Linked DNA regions of Homo sapiens: region 1 is linked to region 2. The links are chromatin contacts, found by Hi-C or POLR2A ChIA-PET in ENCODE. All regions are on one chromosome and are shown on one strand. Each heading gives the region's core, a stretch centred on a gene start or an enhancer-like site at or near the end of the contact. The rest is flanking DNA. Distances are from core to core; before and after follow the strand shown. Region 1 holds the start of OAS2 (2'-5'-oligoadenylate synthetase 2). Region 2 holds the start of RPL6 (ribosomal protein L6).

Region 1 (5,117 bases), core at 1,061-3,560, 570 kb after region 2:
AACGTATATTTATTATATATGTTATATAAATTATATATTATATAAATTATACAAAATTATATTTATTATATATGTTATGAGATGATAGCATTGTATCAATGATAAAAGTCTGAATTGGACCATTGTTCTGTGCTTCTGTAACACAATATTCTTGCTCTTAGGAGATATAGGTTGAAGCATTTAGGAGTAAAGGGACATAAATCATGCAACATGCATTCAAATGGTTCAGGAATAAAAATACTCATGAAGGGCTGGGCGTGGTGGCTCAGGTCTGTAATCCCAGCACTTTGGGTGGCTGAGGTGGGAAGATCGCTTGAGGCCAGGAGTTCGAGCCCAGCCTGGGCAACATGGTGACATCATGACCCCCATTTCTACCAAAAAATTTTAAAAATTTAGCCAGGCATGGTGGTGCATGCCTATAGTCCCAGCTACTCAGGAGGCTGAAGTAGGAAGATTGCTTGAGCTTGGGAGGGTGAGGCTACAGTGAGCTATAATCACGCCACTGCACTCCAGCCTGGGTGACAGAGTGAGACTCTGTCTCAAAAACAAAACAAAACAAAAACCTCCTAAAATGTATAAATAGCAAGAAAATGAGGGGCAAATGTGGTAAAAAATATAATGGCTAAAAAGTCTAAGGAAGTTCTTTGTGTGCATCTTGTAAATTTTCTCAGCATTTCAAATTACTTCAAAATAAAGTGTTTTTTTAAATAACAAATAAAGCACAGGCTTTGGAGTCAGGCAGTGTGTTAGTGTGAGAACCTAGCCTGACAACTTCCTAGCTGTGTGATCACGGGCAAATGTTTCCACCTTTGTGAGCCTCCATGTTCTCATCTGAAAAAGGAACCTTAGGACTACGCCTGCCCAGCCTGCCTACCTCTCGGTGTTGCAGTAAAAGTTGGATAAGGGCAGGAAAGGCCCTTAATGAGCATGTGCATTAATCGAGGTTTTTCCAGAACTAACAGGGTATTTATATTTATTTTGAGGTATTTATTTTAAGGAATTGGCTCATGTGATTGTGGAGGCTGGCAAATCCAAAATCGGCAGGGTAGACTGGCAGGTGGGAGACCCAGGAAGGAGTTGCTGCTGCAAGTGGAGGCCAAGGCACTGCAGCCGAATTCCCTCTTCCTTGGGGGAGCTCAGTCTTTAGTCTATTAAGGCCTTCAACTGATTGAATCAGGCCCACCACCTTACAGATGATAATCCACTTTACTCAAAAAAAAAGTCTACCAATGTAAATGTTAATCTTATCTTTAAAAAATACCTTCACAAAAAGATCTAGGATAATGTTTGACCAAATATCTGGGTACCTGGGCTCAGCCAACTTGACACATAAAATTAACCATCCCAGTATGGAAGGGCCCTGGTCCCCCACTACATCTTGGAGATTTTTGCCTTCTCTGTGAATTATTATTGCTGGGCCAAGGCAGCTGGCTGGGAGTCCTCTGCGAGTTTTGTTTTCAAAGCTCTGGGCACAGGAGTTGCATGTCTGTCTCCTTTCTGGCTCACACACTTGGGGTGTGTTTTCTTGCCCTTGCGAGGCTGGACAAGTGCCTCATACGGTCCCTCGGCTGTCCACAAGTGTGCTGAGAAACTGGACACACAGAGGTTCCCACCCGCTGACCACACGGGGGCCTGTGTTTACCCAGAAGCAGACCAAAACCTGAGTCCAGCTAGGTCCCTGCTTTGCTGTGTGTCCCTGAGCAAGTCAGTTCCCTCTCTGGGTCTCTTTTTCCTCTCTGCCGCTTTCCCTGAATGTGAGTTCCCTGGCCACTGAGAACAGGGGGAAAGGGACAGAGCCTCAAAAGATGACCTGTGCGCCCCTGCTTCTAAGCACTTTGCAGGTATTATTTAATCATCAAGCTAATCCTACGAGAGAGCTGCCATTTTCCCCCAGCTTACAGATGGGGGAATTGAGGCGCGAAGAGGGCAGGCGATGTGCTCAAGGACAGACATCTAGCAGGTATGAAGCCCTCACAATGGGGTTCTAGAGGCTGTTTAGTTAACCTCAAGTTTTGGGGAGCCCCTGAAGGGCTGGTCACCACGCTGCCGGGGACAGGGAAAGCCTCTGAGCTTGAGTCAGTTTTGGTTTCCCTGCTGGGGTGCAGGAGTCAGTAAACCTTGCTGCAAGGGGCGGGGAAGAGCATTTGAGCTTAAGTTAGTTTTGGTTTCCCTGCCCCGGATGCAGGAGTTGGTAAACTCACTGCAAGGGGCAGGGCAGAGCCTCTGAGCTTAAGTTAGTTTTGTTTCCCTGTCCCGGATACAAGAGTTGGTAAGCTCGCTGCAGTGGGTGGAGAGAGGCCTCTAGACTTCAGTTTCAGTTTCCTGGCTCTGGGCAGCAGCAAGAATTCCTCTGCCTCCCATCCTACCATTCACTGTCTTGCCGGCAGCCAGCTGAGAGCAATGGGAAATGGGGAGTCCCAGCTGTCCTCGGTGCCTGCTCAGAAGCTGGGTTGGTTTATCCAGGAATACCTGAAGCCCTACGAAGAATGTCAGACACTGATCGACGAGATGGTGAACACCATCTGTGACGTCCTGCAGGAACCCGAACAGTTCCCCCTGGTGCAGGGAGTGGCCATAGTGAGTCCAGGGCTGAGGTTGGGTCTCTGGGAGGCAGGAGATTCCACGGCGGCAGCAAGGCCGAGCTACTGGGTGCTGGGTGCCTATTATGTGCGAGGCCCACACTTGGGTGGGATGTGGTGTAGGAGTCTCAGGCTCTGGAGCAGGCGCTTGCTCCAGAGCTGTGTGACACTGGGCAGGCTACTTAACCTCTCTGTGCCTCAGTCTCTGACTCTGTAAAATGGGGAGAGGCATAATACCCACTTCAGAGTATCGTAAGGCTTGAGCACATCATGTTCTTAGCAAAAGACTGGCAGTGCTCAGTGAATTCACTGTGATTACTCACTGCGATTTTCTTCTATCCTCTCCACAGTACAGAGGAGTAAACTTAGGGAGGCTAGAGAACTTTGTTCAAACTACCCAGGTTGCCTTGTGGTTTCTCCGCAGCAAGAAGGAGTGGCTTTTATCAGTTAGAAATATTTGGTTTTGTGGACACAAATCTCAGGACTGAGGCTGAAAATTCTGGACCTCTGGGGAGGAAGGGGGACTGGGGAGATGCCAGGACCCTAGAATTGGGGGCGTGGGGGTCCTGATGGCCCAATACTATCCTCTTAGCCTCCTGAGCTGCTGACGTCCCTTCTCTGCTGCTGCCACACTTTTTGGTCTCTACCCCTTGCACACATCCGCTAGTGCCTCAATAAAGAAATCTAGACACGTGGTGTCCCCAGCCCTGGCCCAGGCCAGCAAGCTAAGGCAAGTTTGGTTAATAGCTATTGTCAGAACTGGGATTTTAAGCCTGGGTAATTGGCTTGAGGGCATGCATGTTTAACCACTACACTATCCTGCCTCTCAATTTTTTTTTCCTCATGGAAGTAAAACAGAAAAAGTGCCCAGATCAAAGTGTCCAGCTTGATAGGTAGCCACAAACAATGTAACTGTGTAACCCCCACCCAGATCCAGAAACAAAACATTCTCAGCCCCCCAGAGCCCTGGGCCCCCGATCCAGTCAGCACCTCCAAACCCAGGTAGGCAATCTCCTGACTTCTAACAGCATAGACACGTTTTGCCTGTTTTTAAACGTTTTACAATTATAGGGTGACCAACTATCCCAGTTCATCCAAGATTGGGGTGTTTCCTGGGATGTGGGACTCTTGGTGTGAAAGCTGGGAATGTAAACCAGGATGCATGGGTGAACCCTACATAAATGGCATCATGGGCTCTGTGTGCTTTAGTGCGTGGTTTCTCTGACCTATGATGTTTATGAAATTTATGTTGTGGGGTACAGTTGTTTATCTTTTCATTGTTGTGTCAATTCCATTATGTGAATATTCCACATTTGTCCATTCTACTGTGTTTTTTTATTTTTACATAATTGTGCATATTTATATGGGGTACATGTGATATTTGGACACATGGATACAATGTGAAATGATCAGGGTAGTTAGGATATCCATCACCTCAAACATTGATCATTTATTTGTGTTGAGAACAGTTCAGATCTTCTCTTCTAACTATTTTGAAATATATAATAAATTATTGTTAACTATAGTCACCCCATTGTGCTATCAAACACTAGAATTTATCCCTTCTATCTAACTGTATGTTTGTATCCATTAACCAACTTCTCTTCATTTCCTCCTCTACTTCCCAGCCTCTGGTAACTATGATCCTACTCTCTACCTCCATGAGATCAACTTTTTTTAACTTCCACATAAACACATGCAATATTGTCTTTCTATGCCTGACTTATTTCATTTAACATAATGACCTCTAGTTCCATGCACATTGCTGCAAATGACAGAATTCCATTCTTTTTGTGTCTGAATAGTATTCTATTGTGTATATATACTACATTGTCTTTATCCATTCAGCTGCTGATGGATACGTTGGTTGATTCCATATCTTGGCTTTTGTGAATAGTGCTGCAATAAACATGAGGGTGCAGTTATCCCTTTTTTGGATAAATACCTAGTAGTGGGATTGCTGGATTGAATGGCAGTGCCATTTTTATTTTTTTTAGAAACCTCCATACTGTTTTCCGTAATGACTGTGCTAATTTACATTCCCACCAACAGTGTGTAAGATTCCCTTTACTCCAAATCCTTGCTAGCGTTTATTTTTTGTCTTTTTGATAATAGCTATTCTAACTGGGGTGAGATGGTATCTCATTGTGGTTTTGATTTGCATTTCCCTAGTGATTAGTGATGTCAAGCATTTTTTCATATACCCATTGGCCATTTTGTATGTCTTCTTTTGAGAAATGTCTATTTAGGCCCTTTGGCTGCTTTTTAATGGGATGGGTTGTTTTCTTTGCTGTTGAGTTGTTCACGTTCCTTGTATATTCTGGATATTAAACCCTTGTTGGAAAAATAGTTTCCAAATATTTTCTCCCATTCTACAGCTTGTCTTTTCACTCTTGATTGTTCCCTTTGATGTGCAGAAGCTTTTTCATTTAATATAGTCCCAATTGTCTATTTTTTGTTTTTGTTGCCTGTGCTTTTGAAGTCTTAGCCACAAAATACTTGCATAGACCAATATCATGAAGCATTACTCTTCTGCTT
Region 2 (5,206 bases), core at 254-2,753:
AGTTACAAACCCAGAGCCCTTTATTTTCTATCAGAAATTCTCCGGTATGCAGAAACTTACAGTATCTAAGTATTCAAAAACATCTTCACAGTATTCAAGCATAAACAGAAAATCCAATTTACAGTCCCCACATCTTACCATTTTGCGAAGTTTAACCACCCGGGTACCGCCGTTCTTGTCACCACCAACTGGTTTTGTAACAGTTGCGAGAACCTTCTCCTTCTTTTTCTTTTCAACCTACAAGGACACAAATGCATCAACAGTAAGAGAATGCCAATTAAGGTTAAGACATAATGGTCCGTGGTCCTCTTCCCTTACCTTGGATTTAGCGGCTGAGTACTTCCTCTTGTACATGGCCTTTCTGGAATACATGGCAGATCGGGAATACCTGCCAATTCCTCTGACAAGGACAGGGTTGCGGCTGCAATGGGGCTTCCCCTTCTTGGGCTTTTTAGCTTTGAGGTTACCCTTTTTCACCTTGCCACCAGCATCAACCTTCTTGGCTTCGGGTTTCTTCTCTTTAGTATCTGGCTTCTCAACTTTTTCACCCGCCATCTAAAAATATTTTTTTGTAGATAAAAAAAGGCATTTCACCAGTCATCTCTCTAACAAGACAATAATGAACCTGTACATGAATGGGCTGGGCTCCCCAGACTACAATCCCTCCCCCGGTAAGATACAGGCCTTCCTCTCAAACTCTACCCATTCTACTCCAACCTTCACTATGACTCATTTGGGGTTTGTCTCCCCAATACACTATAAACTTTTTTTTTGAGAATTTGAAACTACCTCACACCTATTAGGTTTTTTGCCAAATACTGAGCGGTCAGAAGTCCGTACAACCATTATTTTTTATTACTGTTTTGCGAATTAGAAAACTTAGATGCAGAATGTGTCCACAGGTTAGAAGCACCAAGACCAGAACTTGAAATCCCTTACTTTCAGTACCTTTCGTCTTAACCCTTAAGACCAGTGTCTCTTTTCAAGAAACTCGATTTAGGAATTGCGGACACAAACGGAATCAGCCCAAATTGAGCCAGAGAAAAAGATCGCAAAGACCAAGAGGCGACTTCCGGTCGGGGACGCTGGGAGACGCGAAACCTTTTGGCTTCAGTGCGGAACCCCAACGTGGCTGCGACAGGCTCAGTGTCATCCTCTGGAACCCAGGACCAGGAACACAGTGCACGCGCCGTCTCCCCGCTTCCTCTAACACCCACCAGTCTGCTACGGGTCCCCGAAAGGGCCTCGTTCCCCCAGCCCAAGAGAGTGGCGAAGAACCGGAGGGAGCCACTACGGCATTCTACCTCACCCTCTTTGTGCCCTGCCGCAAACCCAAACAACAAAAATGAAGCGTCTGGAAGGCCTCTCAGTTAGCCTTGGACATGTCCGACCCCTGTAGGTGTCGACTGGATGCCCTCCAGGTTCGGATGGCGAAGGATTGGGAGTCCTGAACTCAAGTCTTGCAGACAGGCCCGCGATTCTTACCTTGCAAGATGGGAAAGAGAATTAAGGTCCCGGCTTCCGGTCTATAAGCAATCATGGGAAGTGCGAGTCTCACTTCCTTCCGGATCTGGGGCATCATGGGGAATGTAGTATTTCCCCGTTAAGAAAAAAGTAGTAAATCCTAGGCCGGGTGCGGTGGCTCACGCCTGTAATCCCAGCCCTTTGGGAGGCCGAGGCAGGAGGATCCTCTGAGGTTGGCAGTTCGAGACCAGCCTGGCCAACATGGTGAAATCCCGTCTCTACTAAAAATACAAAAGGTAGCCGGGCGTGGGTGGTGCGTGTCTGTAATGACAGCCAGTCGAGGCGCGGAGGCAGGAGAATCACTTGAATCTGGAGGTGGAGATTGCAGTGAGCCAAGATCGCGACACTGCGCTCTAGGCAACAGAGCAAGATTCTCAAAAAAGAAAAAAAAAAAAAAAAGGGCCGGACACGGTGGCTCACGCCTGTAATCCCAGCACTCCAAAGATCGTGCCACTGCGTGCCACCGCACTCCAGCCTGGGAAATAGAGCCAGACTCAGTCTCAAAACAATAACAACAACAAAAAAAAGAAAAAAAGAAAAAAAATTAGCCGAGTGTGGTTGTTAGTGCCTGTAGTCCCAGCTATTCGGGAGGCTAAGGCGGGAGGATCACTTGAGTCTTGGAGGTCTGGGCTGCAGTGCAGTGAACTCTAATCTTGTCACTTGAGATTAGGTCAGTGGTCCCCTCTTCCCTTACCTTGGATTTAGCGGCTGACTACTTCCTCTTGTACATGGCCTTTCTCATTCCCGTCCTCCGGCCTGGCCTACAGAATGAGACTCTGTCTTAAAAAAAGTAAAAAAAAATTAAAGTGAGGATAACAATAGTAACTTACTTCATAAGGATGTTGGGAACATTAAATAATATATACAACAGTACTGAGAAGCATATTTGATTATTTGATGGATGGTAAATGCTACATAAGTGTTAGCTCTTTTTTTTTTTTTTTTTTTTTTTTTTTTTTTTTTTTTGAGATGGAGTCTCGCTCTGTCACCCAGGCTGGAGTGTGGTGGCACGATCTTGGCTCACGGCAACCTCTGCCTCCTGGGTTCAAGTGATTCTCCTGCCTCAGCCTCCCAAGTAGCAGGGATTACAGGCGCACACCACCATGCCCAGCTAATTTTTTGTATTTTTAGTAGAGACAGAGTTTCACCATGATGGCCAAGCTGGTTTTGAACTCCTGACCTCAAGTAATCCACCCGCCTCAGCCTCCCAAAGTGCTAGGATTACAGGCGTGAGCCACCGCACCTGGCGAACTGTTAGCTCTTGTTATTGTCACCATCACCACTACAATCATCTGATCATCAACATCCTAGTTGTTGTCAAGTATTCTGCTAAAGTTTATGCATGGGAGATAATAGGCAATATTGCATACAATGTGCCTTGCTTTATTTCATTTAATTCTCCCAACAACCTGTGAATGATACTATTATGAGGAAACTGAGTCTCAAGGACATTAAGTAACTTGCTCACAGCATAGATCTGATTCCAAAGATTGCACTCTTAACCATTAGGCTGCAAGATTAAAGAGATGATTAATGAAGATGCATGAGAGTTTTGCTCATGTTAGAATTAAAAATAAGAATATTTATTATCTTTTACAAAATACACAACACAGTATATGTGATAGTTCTTTACTGCTTCAAAGCCCTTAAGCCAACATGTACACATTTGTAATACCTTCTAGCTTGCGTTTTCCATTTTCCTCCATTCGTTTCTTTCTGGTTGCTAGAGCTTTTCACCTTGATTTTTTCAGATCGAAACCACCTGCTTCATGGCTGTGTCTCTGGGAATCATTTAGCCTTTTTCTGGTTCTGATTCACTGAGGATACAAATACAATGATCAGATGAACACTGCCCTTTTTTTTGAGAATGGGAATGTCAGCAGCTTTATTTGTTTAGCTTCCTCAGCAAAGCACCTCTTAGAAACTTCAACTGCAGAAAATGTACCACAATGAATGAATGAGATGCACAGTTGCTTACGTGGGCCCCTCAAAATTGCTGGCAATCTCAGATAATTTCACCTAGTGAACGCCCCAAAATATGTGTTGAATGACCTGTCATTAAAATAAAAACGTAGATGAACCCCCTCTTGTGTTTTGTTGCGGTATTGCAAAATTTACAATTCATTAGTTGGGCAAAATACCATGTTAGTTATAAAGTAAATGTTTTTATTAAGTTTAGTTTTGCCATATATAAAATTCTCTGAAATTTGTGCAGCACTTTAATCACAAAGCAGACATTTTTGCAGACACTTAATCTTTTTTTTTTTTTTCTGAGATGGAGTCTTGCTCTGTCGCCCAGGCTGGAGTGCAGTGCCGTGATCTTGGCTCACTGCAACCTCTGCCTCCTGGGTTCAAGCCATTCTCCTGCCTCAGCCTCTTGAGTAGCTGGGATTACAGGTGCCCGCTACCACACCTGGCTAATTTTTTTTTTTGAAACAGAGTCTTGCTCTTTTGCCCAGGCTGGAGCGCGGTGGCATGATCTCGGCTCACTGCAACCTTCGCCTCCCGGGTTCACGCCATTCTCCTGCCTCAGCCTCCCGAGTAGCTGGGACTACAGGCGCCCGCCACCATGCCTGACTAATTTTTTGTATTTTTAGTAGAGGTGGGGTTTCACTGTGTTAGCCAGGATGGTCTCGATCTCCTGACCTCGTGATCTGCCCGCCTCGACCTCCCAAAGTGCTGGGATTACAGGCCTGAGCCACCTTGCCCGGCCAATTTTTTGTGTTTTTATTGGAGACAGGATTTCACCATGTTGGCCAGGCTGGTTTTGAACTCCTGACCTCAGGTGATCTGCTCACCTCGGCCTCCCAAAGTGCTGGGATTACAGGCGTGAGCCACCTCGCCCAGCCTAATTTTTTTTTTTTTTTGGAGACAGAGTCTCGCTCTGTCGCCCAGGCTGGAATGCAAGGTGAGATCATGGCTCACTGCAGCCTTGACCTCCTGGGTTCAAGCAATCCTCCCACCTCAGCCCCCTGAGTAGCTGGGAGTACAGTGCACACCACCATACCTGGCTAATTTTTTTACATTTTTTGTAGAGACAGGGTCTCACAATGTTGCCTCAGCTGTATTTTTTGTTTGTTTGTTAGGCAGTAAATCTTTTAAAGCCTGGCCAACATGGTGAAACCCCATCTCTGCTAAAAATACAAAAATTAGCCAGGCATGGTGGTGCATGCCTGTAATTCCAGCTACTTGGGAGGCTGAGGCACGAGAATCACTTGAACCCGGGAGGCAGAGGTTGCAGTGAGCCGAGATTGTGCCACTGCACTCCAGCCTGGGCCACACAGTGAGACTCTGTCTCAAATAAATAAATAAATAAATAAATAAATAAATAAATAGAAAAATATCTTTATATGTGTTATGTATGTGTGTGAGCCTGTGTATGGGATGAGTTTGTGTGTTTGTATATGTATAAAGTGTGGAAAGACATACACCAAACCATTAACACTGCTGGGGATTGGGATATGGAGTACGTATGCATCAAGGAACAGAGAAAATTACTGTTTGTTATTTAGTTTGTTGCAAGGAACTTGTATTGCTTTTGTAATTGAGAAAGAAATTCAAATAAAGTAATGGCTATTATCTGAATTAATCTCTAAATGAATATATCTTTTTAAAATTAAGATGGAGTTGGCCGGGTGCGGTGGCTCACGCCTGTAATCCCAGCACTTTGGGAAGCCAAGGC

The links. Hi-C counts contacts between places; a loop is a spot of excess contacts on that map. ChIA-PET counts read pairs that join two places held with the same protein, here RNA polymerase II (POLR2A). Pooled maps may share reads with other maps.
Region 1: a map with no recorded cell type shows a loop between it and region 2 (7-fold over the local background). The contact joins the promoter of OAS2 here to the promoter of RPL6 in region 2. A Hi-C loop is called at or near these places in 1 of 37 single-sample maps with no recorded cell type and 10 of 50 pooled maps. POLR2A ChIA-PET finds 5 or more read pairs at or near these places in 1 of 52 experiments (activated CD8-positive, alpha-beta T cell).

The regions. Positions count from the first base shown.
Region 1 is chr12:112,976,209-112,981,325 of GRCh38, forward strand. It overlaps OAS2 (2'-5'-oligoadenylate synthetase 2), which reads left to right and starts at 2,311. Exons shown (of 10, transcript NM_002535.3): 1 at 2,311-2,577. The coding sequence starts at 2,401. RefSeq lists enhancers at 1,856-2,665, 2,886-2,965, 3,136-3,215, 3,326-3,475.
Region 2 is chr12:112,408,102-112,413,307 of GRCh38, forward strand. RPL6 (ribosomal protein L6) reads right to left here and starts at 1,504. Exons shown (of 7, transcript NM_000970.6): 1 at 1,486-1,504; 2 at 319-555; 3 at 139-237. The coding sequence starts at 555. RefSeq lists an enhancer at 1,135-1,314.